Regions from separate parts of the Mus musculus genome. Here regions 2 and 3 are each linked to region 1. Evidence: chromatin loops called from intact Hi-C (ENCODE). Cell type or tissue: heart. All regions are shown on one strand.

Region 1 (8,000 bases):
CTTCTCTTCTTCCTTTTTCCTTTTTCTTTTTCCTTTTCTTCTTTCTTTCTTTCTTTTCTTTTTCTTTTCTTTCTTTTTTTTTTTTTTGAAGAATCTCATTCTGTAACCCATGTATGCCTTGAACTCTTGTCTGCTGCTGGTCTTACCTACTTTGTGAGTTCCTCTTTTTCCCACTCTTTGTTCCCCTGGTTTCACCTCCTATAAAGAGAGAATGAAGGAGAGAGATATCTGTGAATCTAGTTTCTTCTTTGATTGCAGCTGGTTTTTGCTACTTTGTGGGTTCTTCTTTTTTTCACACTTCATACCCCAGGTTCTACCATATATCACTAGATAGAAAGAAGGAGAGGGGAGAGAAGAGGCAGAGAGAGAGAGAGAGAGAGAGAGAGAGAGAGAGAGAGAGAGAGAGAGAGAGAGAGAGATCTCCTTGAATCTAATTTATTTTTTCTTTGAGCATGACTACTAACAAATCACAACCAATGACCATTGTGTCCGCCTATCAGGGTTCTAGAATTTATATATTCTCTGAAAAGTTGCCAAAATTCCAAATGTCTTCACACAATCATAGAAACTATCTGCAGCTGGCAAAACCACACCTCTGCTAGAACAGGAGGTAAATCATTGTTAGCTGCTTCAGACTGTCAGCAGCCCCACATCACTACATTTTGGGATTAAAATGAAAGCATATTCTTATAATATTTCTGTGATTTATTTTAAAGAAATCAAAATTCCAGAATTGTCACTCCCCATGGTTTCAGAATTCTAAACACCAGCAAGTTGTTATGAGCCATGATACCCATCTAGTAATTTATTTTAAATACAGCAAAGTTAATCTTTGGGAAATCATCAGATGTTTTATTTAACTTCCCAAACTCTGACGTTCTTGTTCATTCTTTGAAAATGACTGCCATGGCCTCTTCTATGAGTTTAGTTAGTTTGTCCTCATCCCTTCTCCCATTGTAATTGTCAAAGTTTTCTTGAGGCAATTTCAAGATTATTCCATCAATCTTTGTCTTTCTTTTAATTTATGTGGTGGAATTTACTTGTTCATTGGTGTGAGTGATTTTCAATATCTTCCCAATGTGCCTGTGGCAAGTGAAAGTACAAACTGCATATATTAAAGTTCTGTTGGAGTGGAATGCAACCAAAACAAATTATGCCACACAGTGAATGTCACTGGACTGTGGGCACTTGTGAGTTATTTAAAAATTCCTCTTATATTTGTAATTAAGAAAACAAATTTGCCCTGCATGTTTGAGAGGCAATAGTAGGACAATGAATCCCATGGCAACAATGCTCTAATTGACTTCATTGTCATCAGCATTATTCTTACCACAAATGCATAAATGCCTCATATATCATTTACCATCTTATTTTGAAACCTACTGTATATATCTGAAGTGGGATCAGCAGTTAAAGGCCAGTTAATTGTTTTTCATATACTTAGAGTGCTCTGTATAGTTCATCTCATGAGGAAAGCACACTCTTAAGTTTCCTAAGTATTATGAAAATTCTCCAGTAGCTCAGAATATTTAATACTTGGTGGCTCAGAATATTTACTACTGCATGGTATAAAAGTGTATTGTTTAGGCAGGGATGCCTGATCAGTCCTGAGGATGACCAGCAGGGTCTGGATCCTAGGGCTGGTGAACATCTGCTAAAAGCAGCTGCCTCAGTTAGAGCACGTGGACAGAAGCGGACAACTGGGATGCATTGTATGTTCTGGCCAAAGCAGCAACCAGCCCTGCATGGAGGTACTGGGTGTAGTCCATGAAGTGTCTTATTGATGGTCATGTGATTCCTCTACCAGTTGAACAGCACACAGGAGACATAGGGCGATCTGGAGAGATGCGAAAGGAATCACCTTGCCGGGGTACACAGAGCTCTGTATTGGTCCAAGTTGAGGCATGAGATATTGACCTACTTGCTCACCTCTACATCACTCACATACTGTGATGTTCACTTCTAGTACATCATTGTGATGGAATTCAGTCCAGCTTCTGGCCTATTTTTATAGTGCATGCTCATTTCACGAAGCAGGGCTTCAGTGTGAAATGGAAAAGTGGTTGGGTTTGAAACTCATTGAAGCTGTTCAAGACAATTCACTGTATTATCCTGTACAAAAAGAATATTGATTTTAAAAATGTATTTGTATGTGTGTGTGTGTGTGTGTGTGTGTGTGTGTGTGTGTGTGTGTGTGTAAGTGCAGGTCCCTCAGGAGACCAATGCTGTTGGATCCTCTGGAGCAGGAGTTACAGCTGTTAGTGGATCATCTCAGTATGGTCCTGAGAATGGAAGTCCAGACCTCTGCAAGAACAACAAGCTCTTGAACTGCTGAGCAATCTCTCCAGTCAGATTTTTATGTTTCTTTAAATATAATTTATAATGGTAGTAAAATTTTAAATGGTTGTAAAATACACATTTTCACGATTTTTATTATAAGTAAATTTTGGTGTGATTGTTACCAAAACATGCATTATTGTTTCAAATATAAACCTTGAAGGGATACAAGATAAGTGTGTGAGAACAAACTTCCCATTACAATGATTTTATGTGGAATGCCACACACAGTTAATAATTAGTCGTTCAAATATTCTAGTTTTTACCATTTTTTAATGTAATACACAAAAACACAGAACATAGTTGTGTTTAACTAGGTGCCAAGGGCCTCATCGTTTTCTCCTGGCTTTCTCAAAAGCTTTGGGAACCGCAAGCCACTGAGTCTTTTCAATGATTCATCTGAATGCCAAAGCTGGGACCCCGGGCTCTCGGACTGTCTGGAATAGACACACAGTTGACATGGTTAACTCCTCCTCACTATAATCACTCCTAATTTCCAACTTAAAGATGCTGCCTTACCCACGCCTTGTTTCCCATCAAAAGACATGTGCAATGTTTTACATTCAGCTACAAATTAGGTTGGAAAAATGACCCAAGAGGGGTCAATTTAGTGGAAGTTTACTGTTCCCAAACAGGCCCCTCCTAGCAAGAGTTCAGAAAGAAACTTCCCTCTTCCAGACTCTGCAGCAGGTCAAGGGTTGTTTTGGAGGACCGCCCATTCCAGACCCAAGGTCCTTTTCCGTTTCCTCCCGGTACAGTCTCTGTCCAGATCTCCTCCGGGCTTCTATGGGGAAGCCAAACTGCCTCCCTGCAAGGCCAGTTGCTGTAGATGCAAGCAACCTGTGAACTCAGGCCAACTCCTTGAAACTTCACAGAGGCAAAGGCATTCCAGGACACACAGAGGCTGTGGCCAACTGCCCAGGGGGAGGAGACTGCTCTCTGCTCTCAGTTGCCCTTCAGGTTCTGCGCCCTGGGGACCTGGCAGTGGCAGAATCATGTGGGCACCTGGTAAGGTGGCCGGGACCATGTGTTCCTCCCGCAACCTCCCCAGGGTGTTGATCTCCGCCTCAGCTTGGGCTCTTTCTCTTTCACTTTTCTGTTAGCTGGGGTTGGGACTCCCCGGCTGGAAAGCACTGGGGGAAACCGGGGAAACCCCAGCTGATTCGCTCCTTGTGCCTTGATTGCTCCCGCTGGCTGCTGCCCTGCATCCTGCACCCTTCAACCAGAACCCGATGGAGGTACAGAATGGGAGGTGGTAGTGCTGGTGGTGGTGGATCAACAATGGAATTTTTTTTTTTTCCGAAAGCCTACGCCCCGGGCCCCTCCCAGCTCTGGCTCTGCTCAGGCACCCTTTTCCCCTCCAGCTGCCGGCCAGGCCGCCCCGCCCTCTTTCTTGACCAAGACTTCAATACTCAGTGGCACTGTATTCCCCTTCTGTCCAGCCACTCTTCCCCAGAGTTCTCTTCTTCATCCTCCCCCTTGCAGAGTAGGGCAGCTTGCAGGTCCTCCTGCAAGTCTCTCCCAATTCTCTGCGCCCAAAAGACTTGCAGTGCATCTCCTTACGCGCTGCAGGGACCTTGCCAGGGCAGGACTGCCCCCGCCCAGTTGCAGAGTTGGACGAAGACGGGATCCTGCTGTGTTTGGAAGGCTGAGTTCCACATCTAACAGCTCAGAGAGGTCAGGAAAGGTACTAACTCGGCTCTGCTTGCCACATTCTTTCAAACTTCTGGCCCCGGCGAATGGATGGCTGCTATGGACTTTCTTTCTTTCTTTCTCTCTCTCTCTCCTCTCTCCCTTTGCAAAAATTACTCACCTTTTCCTTGTTGAAGATGCGTTTTCTAGGGAAATAAATGTGCAGGAATGGCCATAGGTCTGGGTCTGTATTAGCAACAGCTTAGCTCAAGGCTTAATCAAAGCAGTTGTCTGTATGAAATACCAGATTGAAGGGAAGCAACGGGGAAGATTGTCCTGAAATAAAATCCTCACTCAAGCGGGCTTTAGATGAAAACCCAGCTAACTTTTTCAAGTGGGTTGGAGAGTGCAAAGTTGCAAGAAAGGGAAGCTCAAAAGAATGTCTATAGCCCCTCCCCCCTGCATTTAATATTATGTTAATGCCCAAACAATGTTAATGATCCAGGTTCCAGACAGAACCAGGCAGCGTCCTGACAGGTTTCAGACAGAACCAGAGACAGAGTCCCGCAGAAGCTGAAATGGAAATGAGGTGATTGGCAGCAGCTACTTTCCACTGGTGATTTTAAATTGATTTCTGATACTCTCATTGGTGGCGCCAGGGAGGCCCCATTGACCTGCCAGGACTCTCCAGTCTGAGCCGGTAAATAAACAGATTACTACGATTGCTGCCTCAAGTTAGATCCTTATCAACATTGAATGCTCACTAAAATTTAAAGGATTTCTTAAAGGAAGTTTAGAGGGATTGATAAGAAAGAAGCGACTCAAGAGGGAACATCAATATTAATAAAGGAGTAGAGACAAAACTATAGTTATTTTAGGCTTTTAGAATAAAAAAACAACAACAACAACAACAACAAACTCCGGAGTTTTACTTAAAATGTGGAAGGGTCAGAAATTGCTTCAGGCTTGTTATAAATGTGTCTGCTTCTCCTCTGATCTTTATGCTTCCCCTTTTCCCTTCTGGGAGTTTGCAGTCCCATTCTCACTCTAATGGCTCCTCTTGCCTTGTGATCTGTTTTGCAACATGATAGGGGGTCAGGTTTTCCCTAGTTCAGATCCCTGACAGGTTTCTAGTAGTTTAGATATTACTGCTGGCTGCTGATTGGCAGGCAGAGGCAGTGTACAGTGCGGTGGGAAGCTGCTTCTTAGAATTTTCCTGCAGATTGCTGGTGGGTTAAAGGAAAAATACAATGGTGCTTTCTTAGTTAAATCTTGTTTCAATTCTAAGAAGTGTCTGTGGCTATATTGCATAATATAACATTTGTCAAGGACACAGATTTATATATATATATATATATATATATACATATATATATATATATATATATATATAAACTAATTTTGAAGAGTTTTAGCAAAATGGCTTAAGGTTATTGAAACAATTTGGAAGCAGAATTTTGACCTTGGGAAGCACTTCATCTGAGGTGTGTGCTGCCGCTCTGTGATTTCAGCTCTGTGATTTCAGGGAAGCTAAAAAAAAAAAAAAAAAAAAAAAAAAAGGAGCTCTGTGGATTTTCCTGAGGGAACTATTTGTAACACCAATCAGCTTTTATAAATGGATATTTGACCCAAGGCTTTAAAACGTTTAGAATCTGGTCTCTGTTTATGTAACTTTTCTTCTGAATGCTGGTTAACCACAACCCAGGAAATAATGTCTTCATCCCACAGCCTGTTACATAAATAACAGTCAACAACTTAAATTCTAACCCCCCAATATTGTTCTAAGTGCACATGTGTTTAGAGAGTGTCATGCTAGACATCTGTTTATAAATATTCGTGTGTATGGCACATTTGCTAGAGTAACTCATTTGCAGGGAAACAGGTCTTGGGAGGGTTAATCTCTTCCACCCCAGACAGAGCTAAGATTGCAATGCTGATAAAAATGAAAGAATTTCCTATTCAACAGCTTCCCCACAGTTTTGACAGTGACAGTTACTAATTTATTTTGGGCCAATGTTGCTAGAATTTTGGCTTCTGATTACTTTTATAGCTGATATTATTAATTATATATTTAAGGATTATAATCACATAATATCTGTATGCATTTGATCCCTTAGAGAAATTCATGATCTCTAAATGGGAATAGCTGCCTAATATGTATCAGATTTTTAAAATAATGACTCATAATGGGTAAATCTGGATTGACTTCTGTATCTGAATCTCTCTGCTTCTCATTCCATCCATCCACACAGGAAGCTAGGACTCAAAGAGAGATAGGAGGAGAAGAATCTCCCATTACATCATACCTGAGGCTGCAACTCAACATTGTGTGAGGCTTGTGCTTGCCTTTGCACTGGTGGGAGGAAAAAGTCTATCAGGGTGTTGAGTGAAAGTGAGTGTTGTTAGGGAGAAATGGCATGCAATCGATGAAGAATTATTTTATGGTGTTTCAGTTAACTAATATCAAAATTACATATGCATTTATACATATATTGATATATCCTATAGATTTGTATATGTGTGTTTGTGAATATGTTAGCAGCTGTCAGGAGATAGAAGGGCTATTTGCAATTGTTTTTGGATTAGAGTTGGATGGAAAAATCAATGTTAGCCTAGAAATCCTAACATATTGAAGTAAAACAACATGTTCAGAAGGAACCTAGTGTGAACCTGAAAGTACTAAGAGGAAGGCACCATGCCAGCTTGTCTTAGGCATAGTCCTGTTGAATTCTAATGCCATTCCACGTTTATTCCTACTGTACTGAAAGGAAAACGGTAATGGTGGTGCTGCCGTCCCTCCTTAGTGGAGTAGGATCTGCTGCTGAGCTTAAGGCTCACTCTTACCAATGCTCATTTTGTAGGTTGTCATGTTCTTTGTGTTTAGTATGGTGAGAAAGGAAACACACACACACACACACACACACACACACACACACACACACACACACACAAAACCATCTCTGCCAGGAAGCAGACACTGGCCATCATTTGACTGATTATTTTGCTGTATATTAAACAATGTTATCCCTTTCTAAAGTGTTATCCTGGGCCAGTGAGGTGGCTTGGCCAGTGAGTAAAGGAGCTGGCTACATAAGCCTGGTGACCTGAGTTCAAAGGTGCAAAGAGAACTCATTCCATAAAGTTGTCCTCTGACCTCACTTGCATATGTGCCATGCCACATGAGCCCGTCACCGCCACCGTGCAGACACACACCATGATGATAAAAGTCAAAAGAAAATTAAGGAGTTGAGTGGCTGAGGTCAGAATTAGCAAAGTGAGGTAACTTGAGCCATTTGATTAGCAGTGATCATACACATTCTCTGTCTGGAGACTCGAGTGTTGTACGCATGTGTGTTTAAGTGCTTTATCCCGCTACAGGGCACGGAACTAGACAGTATGATGGTGATCTATGTACCTGAGTGTAAAAGATGGGTGTTTTCTCCAAATGTTGATCTCTTCTGTCTTCTTGAGAGGTCACAGACCACATTAGGATGATGATAAAAAATTATTTTGCCAAATGAAGAAATAGAAACTGAAAATGGCCAAGGGTGGGGCCTAGGGAAGAAATGACCACAGGACTGGTGGGGGAAGGGAGCTGAACTCATTGTTGTGAACAGAAAGAGGCCCTGGCAATGTTGTTGGCGGCCAATAACATTGAGTCACAGTTCTAGATGGACAGCTTACTCTTGAACTTTCCAGTTGAACTGTGAAAGACTTGACAGCTTTTGAGAAATCATGACCAAGCTTTGAGGCGATCAAGGAACTGTCTCTCTGCTGAAATTCTTCATAAATGTATGTTTTTTCAATTGTATTTTATGGTTTATGTTGGGAAAGGGTTATAGGTGTGTGTGTGTGTGTGTGTGTGTGTGTGTGTGTGTGTGTGTGTGTGTGTGTGTGTTGGGGGTCATTCCTCAGGCATCAGGAAAGGAGAACCAGGCTCATCTGTCAAATCCCTTCTACACATAGTGAGTGTAGGTTTTTAGTTCCTTTAGTTATTGTGTCTTACTCCCCTTTGTCAAGTGATAGTGTGC
Region 2 (8,000 bases), 300 kb before region 1:
GGATTTGAACTCCAGACCTTTGGAAGAGCAGTCGGGTGCTCTTACCCACTGAGCCATCTCACCAGCCCCGGCTCAATCTTTCAAAATTCATATATTTCATTTTTTTCTAATCTGACCGTAACATTAAGGACAATGTAATCTTATCTGTGTTTTATGTAAGAATTAATTCCATAAATACTGATTTATTTGTCTCCATCCATATTTCTTTTTTAAACTTTATTGTAAAAAAAAAAGTTGCATGAAAAAAAACCCCACACATTAAAGTTAACCACACCTAAAATCAGCCAGCGGCACATACCTGTACTTCTACCACTTGGGAGGTCGAGGCAGACTAATTAGGAGTTTGAGGCCATTCTTGCCTATACAGAGAAGCCTCTGTCTCAAAATGAAAAAAAAAAAAAAAAGGAAGAAGTGGTAATTGGTTACCACCTTGGATATTGAAACACTGAGGCCCATTAGGAGGCAGGGAGCTTGTGTGATTGAATAAAGTTTCTGATGGGTTGGCATTGCCTCTTTTCTAAAATCTTCATTCATAACTAACTGCGGTGAGTTCTCATGCTGGCTTGGAGAGTCCCTTGGGAGCTCTGTACTGAAGTGACTCCAGGACTGAAGACTCCAGGGTGCTTCCTGCAGGGTGGGATGCTATTCATTGGTGTCACTGGGTTTTAGGAATCACATTCTGCCACTCTACAGCCAAGAAAAAAGCAACTCCTGATAGAAAATTGGGGGCATTTAAGACTTGGGGAGTGGTATTTGGGTGCTGCTATCCATAAAATCCACTTAAATAATCCAATCATCTAAACACATTCATTTATATTCTAAAGCAGACTTGAACTGGTTCAGCAAAGAATGTAGCTGCCATGTCATGACTTCAGCTCAGAGGACCTCAGAGTTCCTTTGTGTGTGTATGTGTGTCTCTGTGTGTGATGTCATTATGTCCTGCAATCTGCATGATGTCCCCTGCTCATTAGGAAATCACTGGGTGCCTATGTGGTACAATGTGCTACCTTTGTCTTCTGAAACAGTTGAGCACAGGGCCCATTGGCTTAAAACTCATTAGCTCGACCCTCTGTTTAGCTGCTGTTCTTCAGTCCCAGGCAAAATAATGTGTAGATCATTGCAACATATTAAACCCATTTAATTGCTCATTGATCAAAGAGTTACTGAGAAATGTGTACATGCTAATGATGGAGTGTCCTACAAAACTGAAGGAATGGAAATATTTTTCCCAGCTAGAGAGGGAAGTGAAAGCTGGCGTATGTTTAAAGCCCAGCTCCTCTTTTCTACATGAAGATTCTGCCATGAGGATATTAAGTAAGTATGATTTGATCTTGAAACCAGTTTCTTGTGTATTAAATTTAAATTTAGAAGAATAGTATCAGAAAATTTCAAACTGGATTGAATTTACAGATTAGTTACTTTAGTGGAATTTAAAAGGGGCTACATAAAAACTTCCACCCTGGGGAGTTTAATATCACTTCAGACTTTGCCAAGGTGTGTGAAGCCATAATGTTTAAATTTTACAGCCTGTTACTCTCCCTTTCACCTTCGTTTGCTTACTAGTAATCTCTTTCCCATTCTCAAATATTATTTATATCATAGCTGTGCATATATATACACATGTTCCTCAATATGATAGTTGTCTTTCTGAACCCACATTATTTTGCTTAATATTATAACCTCCAGTTCTATCAATTTTCCTGCAAATAAAAATTGTTCATTATGGGTCTCTCTTTCTTTCTTTCTCTCTCTCTCTCTCTCTCTCTCTCTCTCTCTCTCTCTCTCCATGTGTGTATGTCTCTCTCTGTGTGTGTGTATGTGTGTTTGTCTCTCTGTACTGGTGTCTGTCTCTGTGTCTGTTTTTGTCTGTCTGTCTGTCTTTCTGTCTGTCTGTCTTTGTGCACGTGTGTGCATGTGTGTGCAGGCGCACCTCCCGATATCTGTACTTGTGAAGTCCTCCTATCTCCCATTGTTCTCCTAACCACACCAGCTGTTTACTGCTCAGATGCACATTCCCTCTATCTCCTCATTTCTTTCCTTTTCTTCTCTTTCTACCTTCCATTTTTTCACCGGTTTTTCCCCTAGATCGTTCTTTTCTTCTCTCAATGGCTTTCTATAGGACCCGAATTAAAAAACACAACATTCTCTTACCTCTCTAATTTTCTCTGTGTTAAAAAAATGAATAATCTTTTTAGTGCATGTTCTCCCTTGGAAGTATGATAAGGCTGGTATCATAAATATTTAAAAACAAATATATTTGTCTCGGTCCTATAGCATTGGTTTTGTAATTATCAAAGGAATACGATTTTTAGTATAAAAACTTTGAAAATAAAAACAATCAAGAAGAGCCTTCCAAAAGAAAATTTATAATCTCTTTACTCAGAGATAACTTTATTAATGTCTTTTGTGTATCTTTCTGGAGCTGTGTGTGTGCTTAACAGAAAATGATCCTTGCATTGCATAAGTTGCAATATTCTCTTTTGAGCTTATCTGAGTTACAGTTACCATGGTTACCATTGCTGTGATGAAACATTATGACAGGAACTTACACAGAACAGGAACCTGGAGACAAGAATTGATGCAGAGGCTACGGAGGGGTGTTCCTTACCTGCTTGTAAAGTTCCTTTTTCTTTGATGACTCTACCATGTGTCAAGCTAACATAAAACTAGCCAGCACCAGCCTCATATATTATAAATGCATCACATCAACAATCATTCCTTATAGCTATGCTTTGAGCACAACAGTATTTCATCATATAAATTATTATGTATCTAATTATTAGCATACATTTAATCATCTCAGTAGTTATTTTTGCACAGCTGTGACCACAATACACGAGAGGATCAGCTAAAGGAGGAAAGATGAGTTTGGCTCACAGTGTAGAGGGTGGCGCCAGTGGTCACTCAGTCCTGTGTGGTGGTATAACACGCTGGCAGTGGGAGAATGTGGAGGAGTAAGATGTTCATTTCATGGTGGACAGGAAATAGAGAGCAACAAGCCTAATCCAGGGCCAAGAACAACTTTCCAAAGCATTCCTCTGGTAACCACTTCCTCTACCTAAGTCACACCTCCTAAAATTTCCAAAACTTTAAAATCGTGCAATTGCCAGAGCACTAACTGTTCAGCACCTGAGCTTGTGGAGAGATTTTTTTTTTATTCAAGTGTACCAGACTCTTAAGATGGCAATGAAGTTAATGTTGGTCCATAGTTTTATTTTTTCTTAAGTAAATATCTAAAATTGAAATTTTGAGCAGGCCAAAAAGATAACATCTTTTAAAAACTGTTTTTGAAATATAGTTCCATATCATATGGAGTATTGTAATGATATTTTCTTAGTCTTACTAATACTTTATCAGACTGTTTCTCCTATCCCCAAACCCTTGCTAATACAGGATGGTATTTTAAAATTACTATTGAACATAGCATACAAACAAATTATCTTACCATTGTAGTAGCTTTTATGGATTTCATAATAACTGTAAATACCTGTCAATATCCATAGCTTTCAAGGAGTTCACCTTCTTTCTTCAGGCAGGGTTCTGACCCCCGCATTTGGGATTGGGTCTGAATTTCCCAGAGTCCCGTGCATAGCTCCACACTGTAACCATGGATACATATTCCCCTCTGCTGTTCCAGGCTTTAAGATACAGGAGGGAACTAGGCCATCATGCTCACCTGGCATGGACTGGCACACAGTCCAGCTCCTCAACAAATAGCAGGAAATCAGATGTTTTGTGCAACTATTACCTCAGCATTCAAATATTTCCTACAGTGGGGGAGGCAGGAGACTCAGAAGTCTCAGGAAGCTCAGAACATTAAACTAAAATCCACGAGGTTCCTTTCCCCTAGGCTCTAGGTTCCTTCTCCAGGCTGTGGGCTCCTCTGTCAGGCTCTAGGTTCCTCCCCCAGGATATAGGCTCCTCCTCTAGGCTGTAGGCTCCTGCTCCATGCTATAGTCTCCTTCTTCAGGATACCAGTAAACCTCTGCTGTAGGAAGTGGGTGTTCTTCAGTAGAGCTGCCCACAGCTGCCCACAGAGCTTCAGGAATATACCTTTTGTGAGTTTTGAGAGGTCTCCCACATCTGGTTAGGGTTTCTGGTGAGCAGCTGCCTTCGAGTCACCATGCACCTGTAACTCATATATCACCCATGCTTCTGTAAGCAACGCTAATAAAGTCATTAGTTCTCCAGGCTAGACTTGGGCTGAATCATTATTGCCACCTGCTGTTGGTGTCCTGACTATAGTGATCAAACATTTGTTCCTCCACTGGAAAGGTCATGCAGCCATTAAAAAGAGATAAATTGATACTTACATGAATAATATCATAAATGGTTACTATCCTTTGTCCATTGACAACTAAAATCTATGCTACTTAGCCATTTGAGCAACAGAGCAGACATCTTGTATTTCTTCTGATATGATAAGCCCTCATTTGGATCTTGGGTGAAGAAGACACACTCCCAGTGTTTAAACTGAAAGTTAAGAGAAACAACCAAGAAATACAAAATTGAATTAAATGGGAAAAAAACCCAACAAAGTGTGTGTGTGTGCATGTGTGTGTGTGCGCGCGCGAGTGTGCATATGTGTGTGTGTGCATGTGTGTGTGTGCACGTGTGTGGATGAACCACCATGTGCACATCAATGTGAAGGTCAGAGGACAGCTTGTGGGAGTTGGTTTGGTTCTTTACTGTGTGTGTTCTGGGCCTGAACTTGGGCTTGGTGAGCTGGATGCATTTACCTTGTAGGCCTCAAAACTGTTTTTATGCAAAATGATGATGTTTTAGGAATTGAGGGCTGATGCAAAGTCGTAAAATGAAGTTTGAAAAACCTTCTGAAAATGATGCTTTGATTTGTTTTTAGTTTCTGCTCTCAGCTTTCTAACTCAGCCAAGTGAGGGTTTGTGTCCGGTGAGAAAATGGCCAGCTCTGGGACACCCTGGATGACTGCCAGTGAGCACATTGTTCTGGAGACCTGGTTATGTGCTCAGTTATGAATAAAAGGACATCTGTGACTTCTTGCTTTGGGACTGGATTAAAAAGTATGCAACTTGTGCTCTGCACCTTTAATTAAATGTTTAAGCTGAGCTTATAAGGAACTGCTATTTATTTCTGTCAGTCAGATTTCAATAGATCATTAAAAATTCCATTAGCCATGATTGTTGACAGTCTGATAAAAAGTATATTTAGCAGGATAAGGTCTCCCTGGAACGGAACTTTCAACTCTTCTTTGGCCTGTTTTTGTTTAGGGAGACTTTTAATCCTGTCATCTCCTGGTGCACTCCTGATTTTGTACTGTATGACACAGCTAATGCTGTTTAGTCAGTGGGTCAGACTAATAAACGCAAGCTCATGCGTGCTAACATCTCAGCATAAACAGATTTGAATGAATATATTATCTCGACAGAGGCTTGGCTGTCTTGTGAAGTTACCCATATAGTAATTGCCTGTTTTATGTTTTATGCTTTGAAAGGAGAAGCAGCATATCAGTATAACTTAATCTAAACAGCTTTTATTTACACAAGACTGTGGGTGGGTTACCTGACACAGTAGGTAAAGGAACTGTGGTCAAGCTTGAAGACCTGGGTTTGTTCTCTGGTTCCTGGGACATAAGAGACTCCTTAAAGCTGTCCTCTGACTTCCTTGGAGGTCCTGGTATAAGTTGGACCCTTAAACACACACACACACACACACACACACACACACACACACACACACACACACACACATACACACTAAGTGAACACATAATCAAACAATATTTTAAGAAGAATCCCAAGTAGGTTATATATAATGATAATCATATTAAATCATATTAATAATGATTTAAGGAGTAAAAAGTAAAAAATAATATTGTTCCTATTCTCAGTGCCTAGATTCCTATTCACATCTAGATTTGCTATCTTTGTAAGATAGGTCCCTATGAGTCTTATCTTTATTTATACTTGAGTTAATTGAGGCACTGAAAGATTGCATAATTTCAGGAGAATTATTATTAAATGCTACAAAGAAAATGCTTGCTTTACCCCAATACCTCTTCCTGCTCCATTATGCGTTTCCTTTCTGATAGCTGAGTGCCATTTTTAACCACCACACAAGCTGCTGCACTGTGTTCTTGTGTGGATGAGCAGTGGCTCTCAGACTCTGGTTCCAATGTGAATGCACATTCAGTGGGATGTTGCGTTGGTCCCAGACCTGGAGAATTTTACCTTTCCCCTTTCACCTTCGTGTTAATCCTTGGTATGGCATAGCTAGAGGCATTTTGTCACAATTTGGCTAATGAGTTTGTGTAACTGAAAGACGGTGGATGAACTGGTCATAGTCAAATGCTATAGTTGCATGCACACATATATGTAAACAGCACTCCATTTCTCATCCTGTATCAGTGCAATGGTAAACATGAACACTGCTCCTTGAAGCAGTTGCTATTTCAAACAGACACAGGCATTGCTTTGTCATTTCTAGGGAAAAAGGCTTGTCTTGGAAGATGGCAAATGGAAATATTCTAGATGCAACCAGGTAGCGTAGGAAATACAAATTGTATTTGTCTTAGTTTGGGTTTTATGGATGCGAAGAGACACCATGACCGTAGCAACTACTATAATGGAAAGCATTTAATTGGGGCTGGCTTACAGATTGAGACGTTTAATCCATTATTGTCATGGGAGGAAGCGTGGTGGCATGCAGGCAGACAAGGTGCTGGAGAAGGAGCTGAGAGTTCTACATCTTGATTGGAAGGCAGCAGGGGACTCTGTACTACACTGCATAGCTCGAGCATATAAAACCTCAAAGACCTCAAAGCCAGCACCCACAAAGACACACTTTCTAGAACAATACTGCACCTAGTTGAATAAGGTCACACTTACTAATAGTGCCACTCCCTATGGGCCAATTATTCAAACACGAGTTTGAAGGGGCCAAACCTATTCAAACCACAGTAGTTTAACTTATTTTGTTCAAGCTCTTTTCCTTCTGTGATATTGGAGATGGTACCCAGGGTTCTGGTCATGCTAGACCAGTACCCTACCACTGAAGAGCAACTGAGCTCCTGTCTTTCAAAGTTTCTAATAAAAGAAATCCTCATGAAAAATGACAGCAAGCAGGGCCTGCTTTAGGTGGAGGCACCTTTAGGCTGAACACAATGGTCAGGATGTGAACACATGTTCTGATGGTCAGTTGACCCCCAGATGATCAGCTGACTGCCTCCCATCTCAAAACACAGTAAGCAACAGCAGCTGCCCCACACACTCTGCATCCTGTCACACAGAGAACAGCCTATTGTGTCACTGAAACGAACAGACAGTGTTGCATGTCATTTCAGCTTTGACTAAGTATTCTTAGAAAATTTGTTCTCTTTAGCTCCTGGTAAATATATGTAACATATATTTATATGTATGAGGAAAGAATAGATATAACATACTTCTGAGATTTGAAAACAATTCCTAGATTATTGAGCCACATTAACTTCTGAATTATTTATTGGTAAGTCTATACGTTTCCCCCCCTTAAATGTGTATCTTTCATGGGGGTTTATATGAAAAGTGTGGATTTTAGTTGCAGTTGTTTTATTGTAGAGCATTGCCATACTGCTTGTTGCCTGAAGCAGAATTCAGTAGGAGAGATGTGAGCTTGTTTGTGGCATTTGCTGCTGTTTACAGAGCCTTTGTTCTTGTGGGCAGTACACTTGGGGTCTAGCTTATGTGAACTCTGAACTAACCCTTACTTACTAATGCTCTACAGAGACTTCATCTTGGTAGTATAGATTGGACTTACCATGAAAGATCAGAGATGGGGATGTTGAGATTGTTTCATTAATAAAATGCAGATATGAGGATCTAAGCTTGATTCCCAGGACCCACATGAAAGCCAGGTGCAGTGGCATGTCACTCTGGTCCTGTCACTGGCTAGCCAGTCTGGCCAAATCTGTGAGCTTCTAGTTTAGTGAGGGATCCTCTCTCAAAAACAAAGCAGGAAGTGAGACAGGAAGATGCTTAATGTTGACC
Region 3 (8,000 bases), 52 kb after region 1:
ACGGTGCAAGGGAAACAGCTGTTTATGTTTTCATTTTGATTTTATTTTCTGTTTCCATTGCTGTTCTGTCAGTGCGTGGCTTCATAAAGCTGTAGGGTTCTGTTAGGGGGGACCATGGAGGCCATGTGTTTTGGAAGCCGATGTGTTGGTTTTCCAGTTTGATAGCAGTTCCTTATTGTAGCTGGAGGGAGGAGCATGACTCTGTTTGTGAGAGACAGGGAGTGACAGGCCACCAGTCCCATGCTCAGAAGTGTGCCCTCCCTGTCTCTGAGCTTGCGTTTATGGGGTAAATATTATGTTGCCGGTTGGTTTTGTTTCTTTTGTTCAAACTATCTGAGACTTGTAAGATGGCTGCTTTTGTCAGACACTTGCTGGAGAGCACTCTCGTAAAGCTGCCTCCTGGAGATGGCTTTATGCCTTGCCTATAAAGTAAGCTTTCATAAGATTTGGCCGGAAAGCATCTTTATGTGTTGCCGTCCTGTTAGCTACCGATGAACTAACAAAGCTCCCCATGCTATTTTTACTGAGGGCGTGTTTGACTTGGGTATTTGGACATAGCCTTCATCTTAGCACCCACTGTTCTCTCTCTGAACTGTTCCCCCACCAGCCTCTTGTAGGAAAGAACAACACAGTCTATGCATCTCTCCTCCCTGTACGTGGAAACCAACCAAGCCTTTTTGGGTGTCTTACTTGGACATTTGAAATGACAATAACCACGTATCATTTAACATGTCCCCTTGGACTCCAGACCTAGCTGCTGAGACGTGCTTCCTATGAAACAGTCCCCAATATCTATCAGGTGGTTTGGAGATTATTTCACTGTGGCAAATATATTTTCATTTCAATTCTGCCATGTTACAAATTCTTGTTCCAATATTTTCTTTCTTTAAAAAAAAAATCCACAACCGTTCCGTTAAGCACGTGGATCCAGATGCCTAAGCTCGGACCCAGGCTTGCTTGCATTGTCACTCCCTGTCTCTCACACACAAAGTCATGCTCCACCCTCACTCCCAGATCTATCTCACAGACCCTCTCTTGACCTTGAATGGCCACAGCTTTGCTCTCTTAACATGCTGGTACTGGTGATATCTGGACGAGCCACTGCACACCTGATGTCCTACAGTTCAGCAACATAGTGGTTATGTTATATACTAATTGAATGATGTATGACCAAGTGTCTATATCCCTTACAACATAGTTCCTCTCCTCCTCCCTCCCTCCTTTCCTTTCTTTTACCTTCCTTCCCTCTCTTCCTACCTTCCATCCTTTCTTCCTCTCTCCTTTTTGCTTCTTTCCTCTCCCTTCCTCTTTCCCTCACTTCTTCCTTCCCTCCCTCCTTCCCTTCTTTTCTCCTTCCTTCCCTTCTTTTCTCCTTCCCTCCCTTCCTTTCTACCTTCCTTCCTCTCTTACTCTCTGCTCTCCCTCCTTCCCTTCCTTTTTCCTTCCTTCCCTCTCTCTCTGCTTACCTTCCTTTCTTACTCTCTCCTACTCCCTCCCTCCTTACTTTTCTTCCTTCAAACAGTTTTGTATTGATGCTTTAAATTCTTCTATAAAATGAGTCATGAAACATTTTATTCCTTTCAGTTTTTCTTGGCAGTTGGCCTGTTTGATTAACTTCTACAAAAAGGAGCCGAAACGTTTTTAAAGGATAGCATAATTCTTAGCAATCTTTCATTTGGTCTGGGAACAGATTGCTTGGTGTCTTAGTTATGGTTATTTTTTCTGGGATGAAACATCATGAACAAAAGAAACTCTTAGAGGAAAGGGTTTCTTTGGCTCACATATCCCGAATCACAGTCCACAGAGGGAAACCAAGGCAGGAGCTCAAAGCCAGGCAGGAACCTGAAGGTGGGAACTGATGTAGAGGCCGTAGAAGAGGTCTGCTAATGGCTTGCTCATCCTGTGTTCTCATTGAACACAGTCGATGGTTCACCAGTCTATGGGTGGCACCTCTCACACTGGGCTGGGGCCTCCTCCATCAATCACACATTAAGAAAATGCTCTACAGGTTTGCTTACATTCTGATCTTATGGAGGTATTTGCTTAGCTGAGGTTCCCTCCTCTCTGATAATCCTAGCTTATGTCAAGGTGACATAAAACCATCCAAGACACTTGCTGTTCAAAAGGAAACCCAACAACAGAGGCATTTCTCTTTAAAAATAAGAAAATAAGTCAAGAGTAATTAGTGACCCCAACAAGCTGTTTCCTTGTACATCCATGCCATGAGCAGTGCTGACACTCAAATGCTATCTATGGCCAGGAAACACATTTTCATTTCTCCTCTTGTCATTTGCTTGATAAGATTTCAGTCAGGCACAGTCCTGAGTGACTGAAGGGCTAAGCTGAGGCAACCAGATTCGTACCACGTCTTTTACCCTTTTATAAGTTTTATGTTGTCTGTCTCTATTGGAAGCTACGAAATCACTTCTCCCAAGACAAGACAAGCACTTGAGTGGTCCATAACTGTTCCAGAAGACTCTTGCTGTTCATGCGTGCAGTGTTTCCATGCACGCTCCAGCCAAGTCATTTGGAGCTTGACTGAGGGCTGTTAGTGCAAGGAGATTTCTCTATAGGCAGAGAACCATTCTCCAACATCGATCAGTTGTGTGGATGCTGAGGGCAAGTGTCATTGTTGTCTGCTGGCAGTGTACTGTCCACAAACTTCAATTTAATATAAAAATTTATTGAAGTAAAATCAAATAAGATATGAGTCTTGCAGACATTTTTTTTCCAGCTCTAAACAGCATTGGAACAATAAAACTGCTCTTCTGTATGGAAGAGGTTATTAATGTGGGACTTTGCTCTTGGGTGTACTTTCCCTTTCAAAAACACTTTGCTAACTTGTAGTTGTCTGAATATTTGTTCAGATGCCAACAAAAGTAAAACTGATTATTTATTACCACCACATATAAGTTACTAATAAACCAATACTCAGATTTGCTGTTTGCTTATGTACTTCTAATATTTTGATGTGTGTCTTGGGGAATGAGGAAGCTGGAGAGATGACTCAGAAGCTGAGAGTGCTTGCTGCTCTTGCAGAGTACCCACATCCGGGTCCCTACACCCAGGTCAGGTGACTCATAACCATCCTTAACTTAAATTTTGCAGGATCTGATGCCATCTTCTGGACTCTTCAGGTACTGCATTCATGTATGCTTGTATATAATTTAAAGTAAAAATTTTCAATTATAATATGATTTTTAAAAGAAAATGTAAAATCTGGGAAATATTTAACAATGGTAATTTTTCTAGTTTTGTTAGACAATATTTATTTATTTATGTGCCCATGGGATATGTATCCCAGGAGCTTATGGAGCTGTGGAGTAGGTATGGCCTTGTTGGAAGAAGTGTGTCACTGTGGGCCAGAGAACAACTTAGAGTCAGTTTTTTCATTACACAATCTAAGCCCCAGGATTTGTTTGTTTGTTTGTTTGTTTGTTTGTTTTAATGTAGATGAGTGCTCTATCTACATGTACACCTGTGTGCCAAAAGAGGGAATCAGATTCCATTATAGATGGTTGTGAGTCACCATGTGGTTGCTGAAAATTGAACTCAGGACCCCTAGAAGAACAACCAGTGCTCTTAACTGCTGAGCCGTCTCTCCAGCCTTGTTAGACAGTATAACTATGGAAAATATTGGTAATTGAGTTCTCCACGTAATTTCTTTTTATCAAGAATTATCTTTTCCCCATCAAACATTTGATCAAAGCCATCGTAATCACATATTTCTAGCTAGAACATATTTCTCAGAAGTATCTTTTTTGGAATCAGGACTCATTGACAGGTTGTGCAGCTTCATATAGAGGCTCTATAAGGTTCTGGGTCTGACTCCTCTCTTCTGCACAGTGGTCCATTCAGAGTGCAAAGTCAATACTGGAAAGTTCTGAGAAGTTAGGGGTTTGGACAATGTGGTGTAGCTACTGTTGTTAGTGTGGAGTACAGATTCTCTCTGTTCTTGGTTGTTTATCCCTGTAGGAAGCTGGAAAGAGTTACTCAAGTAGTTAAAGAACTTCTGGCTCACTTCCCACCTGCTATGGGATGTTGGCCCTTTCAACGCCATGATTCAATAATCACAGATCAAATAGATTTGGCAGAAAAATTTGACTGTCTTAGTTAGGGTCTTACTGCTGTGAAAGACATGATAACCAAGGCAACTCTTCTAAGGACATTTAACTGGGCCTGGCTTGCAGGTTCAGAGGTTCAGACCAGTATCATCAAGGTGGGAGCATGGCAGCATCCAGGCAGACATGGTGCAGCAGGAGCTGAGAGTTCTACATTTTCATCTGAAGGCAAACAGGAGAAGACTAACTTCCAGGCATCTAGGATGAAGATCTTAAAGCCCACGCCCACAGTGACACACTTCTTCCAATAAGGCCACACCTATTCCAACAAGCCCACAGCCACTAATAGTGCCACTCCCTAGGCCAAGCATATTCAAACTAGCACACTGGCCATGCACAGATTTTTTTCTTTGTTATTTTTTCTTGACCATTAGTGTATTCATTTCTATAGCATTTATACTGAATTTGTTAGTATGGGTAATTTAAAGATGTTTTAAAATATGAGCAAGTATTCTCCCCTAATATACAAGAAACTTGGGTATCACTATCAGTAGGGCTTGGTATCAAGAATGAGGGGTCTTGCTATCAGTCTGCAGGAACAAGAACATGTAGGAACCCATTCCAGGTTTTCCTTGTTTGGTTCTTACAGTAATAGTTTTATAAAAATACGAAGGTAATGGTGGAGACACAAAAGAGATCTTTAGGAGGAGAGGGCTTATAAGAAATTTTCAGACAAATCTTTCCTATTTCAATCTCTGCTGAGATATCTAAATTACCGAAAATAGGTTTGTGGAGAGATTAATGTTTAGCTTCAGTGTGGAGGTTAAAGTGCAGGAAAATAGGATGCAGGAGATGTTTGGAAATTCAGACAAGAAGGCAACAATCAAAAGCCATCCCAGTAGAGGTTCTGTGGGGTCTGTGTGTTGGAGAAATGGAGAGAGGGCATGTAAGGGTCTTAGTTGTTAGAGAACAGCCCTGTACTTTACTAGTTAATCATTAACTTGTAACCTCCACATGCATTCAGCTAAACTCGTTTTCAGAACTGACAGGTTCTCCTTCCCTGAAGAGTGAGCATGGATAGCCAGGAGTTGTAAAACAATTCATTCAAGTACAAGGGCTGTTCGTTGCTTTAGAGCCACAGTTTGTCTGAGAAGTAAACTTCTGGTCTGTGTTTATAGTTGAACTATTAAAATACCGCATTGAATTCCTATCATGTGCAACTGTTGCTCAGCATCACTGTTTAAGGATCCCGTGGTTTTTCCTGCCTACTATACTCAGTCAGAGTCTGCAGGTTGTTTGTGAAGGTCACAGGCAACCTGGCACCACACTTCTACAACTGTATCTCTTGACTTCCACCAGTGACTCTTCAGAGAGTGGCATCATTCAAGGAGTCTCACGGTGCAGTGGTTTCCCGCAATAACCTCTTTGCTTCTGTGCAAAGTTTATTCCCTCATATGGCCACTTGACTCCAAAGCGTCCTCTATTTTGGAAACATGTATTGATATTGCTTATTATTCTTGTGCCATGATAAAGTTGCTTCTCCCTCTGCCTATGAAATTTTATTGCATGCTTATTCAGACGTAATTTGTATATTGTATGCAGTTTATTGTTTTCTTCATAACAAATTTAATCCACTGTGAGAGTGATTATACCTGAGAAGAGGGAGGAAAATGGTAGAAGACCAGATGAGGCAGAGGGCTGGGAGACAGGTCTTTCCTCTGAGATGCTTGGGAACATGCCTAGGTAGTAGCACACAGGGAATACGGTCCATGGGCCTAAATTTCTGCAGTGTTTGGGATCTAGCGTCATCTGATTTCTGTACAGAACAGAACTGATGGAATGACTCACTATTACAAAGGAGAGTTACCAGCTTGGCTTACACAGTTAGGAGTAGGGAGTTCAATGGACCCTGCACACTGAGAGGTAACTGCTCAGACCGACATGCCTCTGAAGTGCTGATCTAATAATCAAGGCCTGGAGTGTTCCTTTTGAGTCCATTTTGGAAAACTGAAGAAGCCGCATCCAATGTCATTGAAGGATGACAGCAGCAATGGCAACAGTAGAGTAGATGTGTTCACCAGCAGGGGGAGAAGGGAAGCAGGCAAAAAGCAGCTTTCCCTCAGGCCACCCCAAGGATATATGCTGGTCTACCTTCCCCACTTCTTAAAGGAAACAACCACCCAGATCCTTCCATAGGCATTTTTCTTAACTGATTGCAGGTTAATCAAGTTGATAACCAAGAGTGAACTGCACAGATCTCTAAGAAAGAGGATTCCATGTTAATATTGAAATTATGTGTGCAGGCCTGCATATCTTTATAGAGATGACATATAAAAAATATTAAACATCTTAACTGATCATTTGTTGTTATCTTGTGAAAAACTGTAAGATTTAACATCCCTGAAGCTGGACACCTCTAAAGGAAAGAGGCATATTTAATGCACAGTGTTGGACAACACCAAGTGACCTCATTAATGTGTCACTTGGTCGCAGTGCCGTTGGGGTATATGTGGCTTCCCCATGGTGAAGGTACACACAAGAAGGAGAGAGCACATGGTGAGAGAGTAATGTGGGTTGGCATTCTTATAACAGCTCGTTCTGATGGGAACTGGATGAGATTCCTGTAGAGTTCCACTAACGCCTTCCAAGGGCAGCTCTAAGACTGCCAATGACTGAAAAACTGCCACTATGAGTTACAAGACAAGTAAAGTTTAAATGAAGCTGGAGTAAGGGACACATAGAAGCCAGATGTCATCAGCAAAGCAAATATTTGCTTGCCAGAAGATCTGTTTTCTCAGTTGGTAAGTAGGAGGCACCAGCCACCTATTTTGATGACAAAGCTGAACTGAGATGCAGCCCCATTCATCATCTGCCGCCATTTTCAAGCTATCGTGGACATTGATGTAATTACAAGAAAAACCATAAGACTTTCCAAGTATGTGCTACTTATTACCTGGCCCTTGGTAGAAAATTACTTTAATTTGTACAGTAATGATAACTGTTATCTCCTACTTTTCTGCCATAAATGAACGCTTGGGTGGACATAGTCTTGCTCAGGTGCTTTCTCCCCAACTTCACACTATTTCAGTTCTCATTCATGGTTAACATCTGACCATATCTCAAGGTAGGGCTAAAATAACACTTTGCTATAAAGACCTGCAATGTAGGGAACGAATAGGGCATGCTTCACATTCCACTGGCCTTAATACTTCCAAGCTCCCTGCTCCCTTCTGGTCTGTGCTCACTTGTCATACGCAGATTTTAATCCATTTCTCTGCCTTTTCCAGGTAATCTGTCACTTGTGGGTTGCCATGCCTGGAGCATACACAGACATAACACAGAGATAACATAATAGGCTCTTGTTACCAGTGAACTGGAAAGCCATGGTCCTTAGCAAAAAGACTACAGTCAGAGCACTTTTCCAGACAAAGAACACACGTTGTCCTGAGGAGAAGTTAATCAAGCTTTACTGAAATGAAAGCAAGGCAGTTAAGAACAGACCTCACAAAAGTCATTGCGGGCTGAGTGGGAAACCCTGGCTGACTCTCAAGTCTTTGCTGCGTTTACTTTCCATTGTGGGCTCAGGGGACTTAGGCTTTAGGGGCAAACGTCAGCCCTAGGTGTAAACCAGCCTCTCTGTTTAATAAATGAACCACTGCTGGAGGGGGAAGTCTAATGCCAGTGTCACAGGGAACGGGAACGTGGGGTGAAGACTTCATGGAAGCATTGTACTAGCCACACAGTCTAGTGTACTGTTTCATACCCTGGTAAATGTTAGGTTTATTTTCTCTTAAGAATGATGTAATATACACTGTAGAGTGTAAACAAGATAGCAAGATGACTCAGTAGGTAACAGTCCTTGCTGCCCAGTTTCATGGCCTAAGTTTGTTCCTAGATCCCCAAGTGGTGAAAGGAGAGCAGCAACTCTCACAATTTGTT

What was found. Hi-C counts contacts between places; a loop is a spot of excess contacts. Peaks named below come from ENCODE experiments on the same cell type or tissue, not always from the same donor. Only the 100,000 strongest peaks of a DNase experiment are listed, where the experiment ranks them.
Region 2: a loop joins it to region 1, with 3 times the contacts of the local background. A loop is called at or near these places in 3 of 42 quality-filtered maps.
Region 3: it touches region 1 in a loop (3-fold over the local background); 3 of 42 quality-filtered maps call a loop at or near these places.

Annotation. Positions count from the first base shown.
Region 1 is chr8:82,398,314-82,406,313 of GRCm38, reverse strand. Il15 (interleukin 15) reads left to right here and starts at 3,728. Exons shown (of 8, transcript NM_001254747.1): 1 at 3,728-4,014. In heart, no CTCF peak of the experiment used is centred here; DNase peaks (open chromatin) are centred at 3,233, 3,693 and 7,553; H3K4me3 peaks cover 3,397 bases; H3K27ac peaks cover 3,362 bases.
Region 2 is chr8:82,695,204-82,703,203 of GRCm38, reverse strand. No RefSeq gene overlaps it. Among named protein-coding and RNA genes, the nearest start is that of Zfp330, 75 kb to the left of the region's middle. In heart, no CTCF peak of the experiment used is centred here; a DNase peak (open chromatin) is centred at 3,783.
Region 3 is chr8:82,346,556-82,354,555 of GRCm38, reverse strand. The region is part of intron 2 of Il15 (interleukin 15); the gene reads left to right. Among named protein-coding and RNA genes, the nearest start is that of Il15, 52 kb to the left of the region's middle. In heart, a CTCF peak has its summit at 3,123 (motif pointing left); no DNase peak of the experiment used is centred here; H3K27ac peaks cover 338 bases.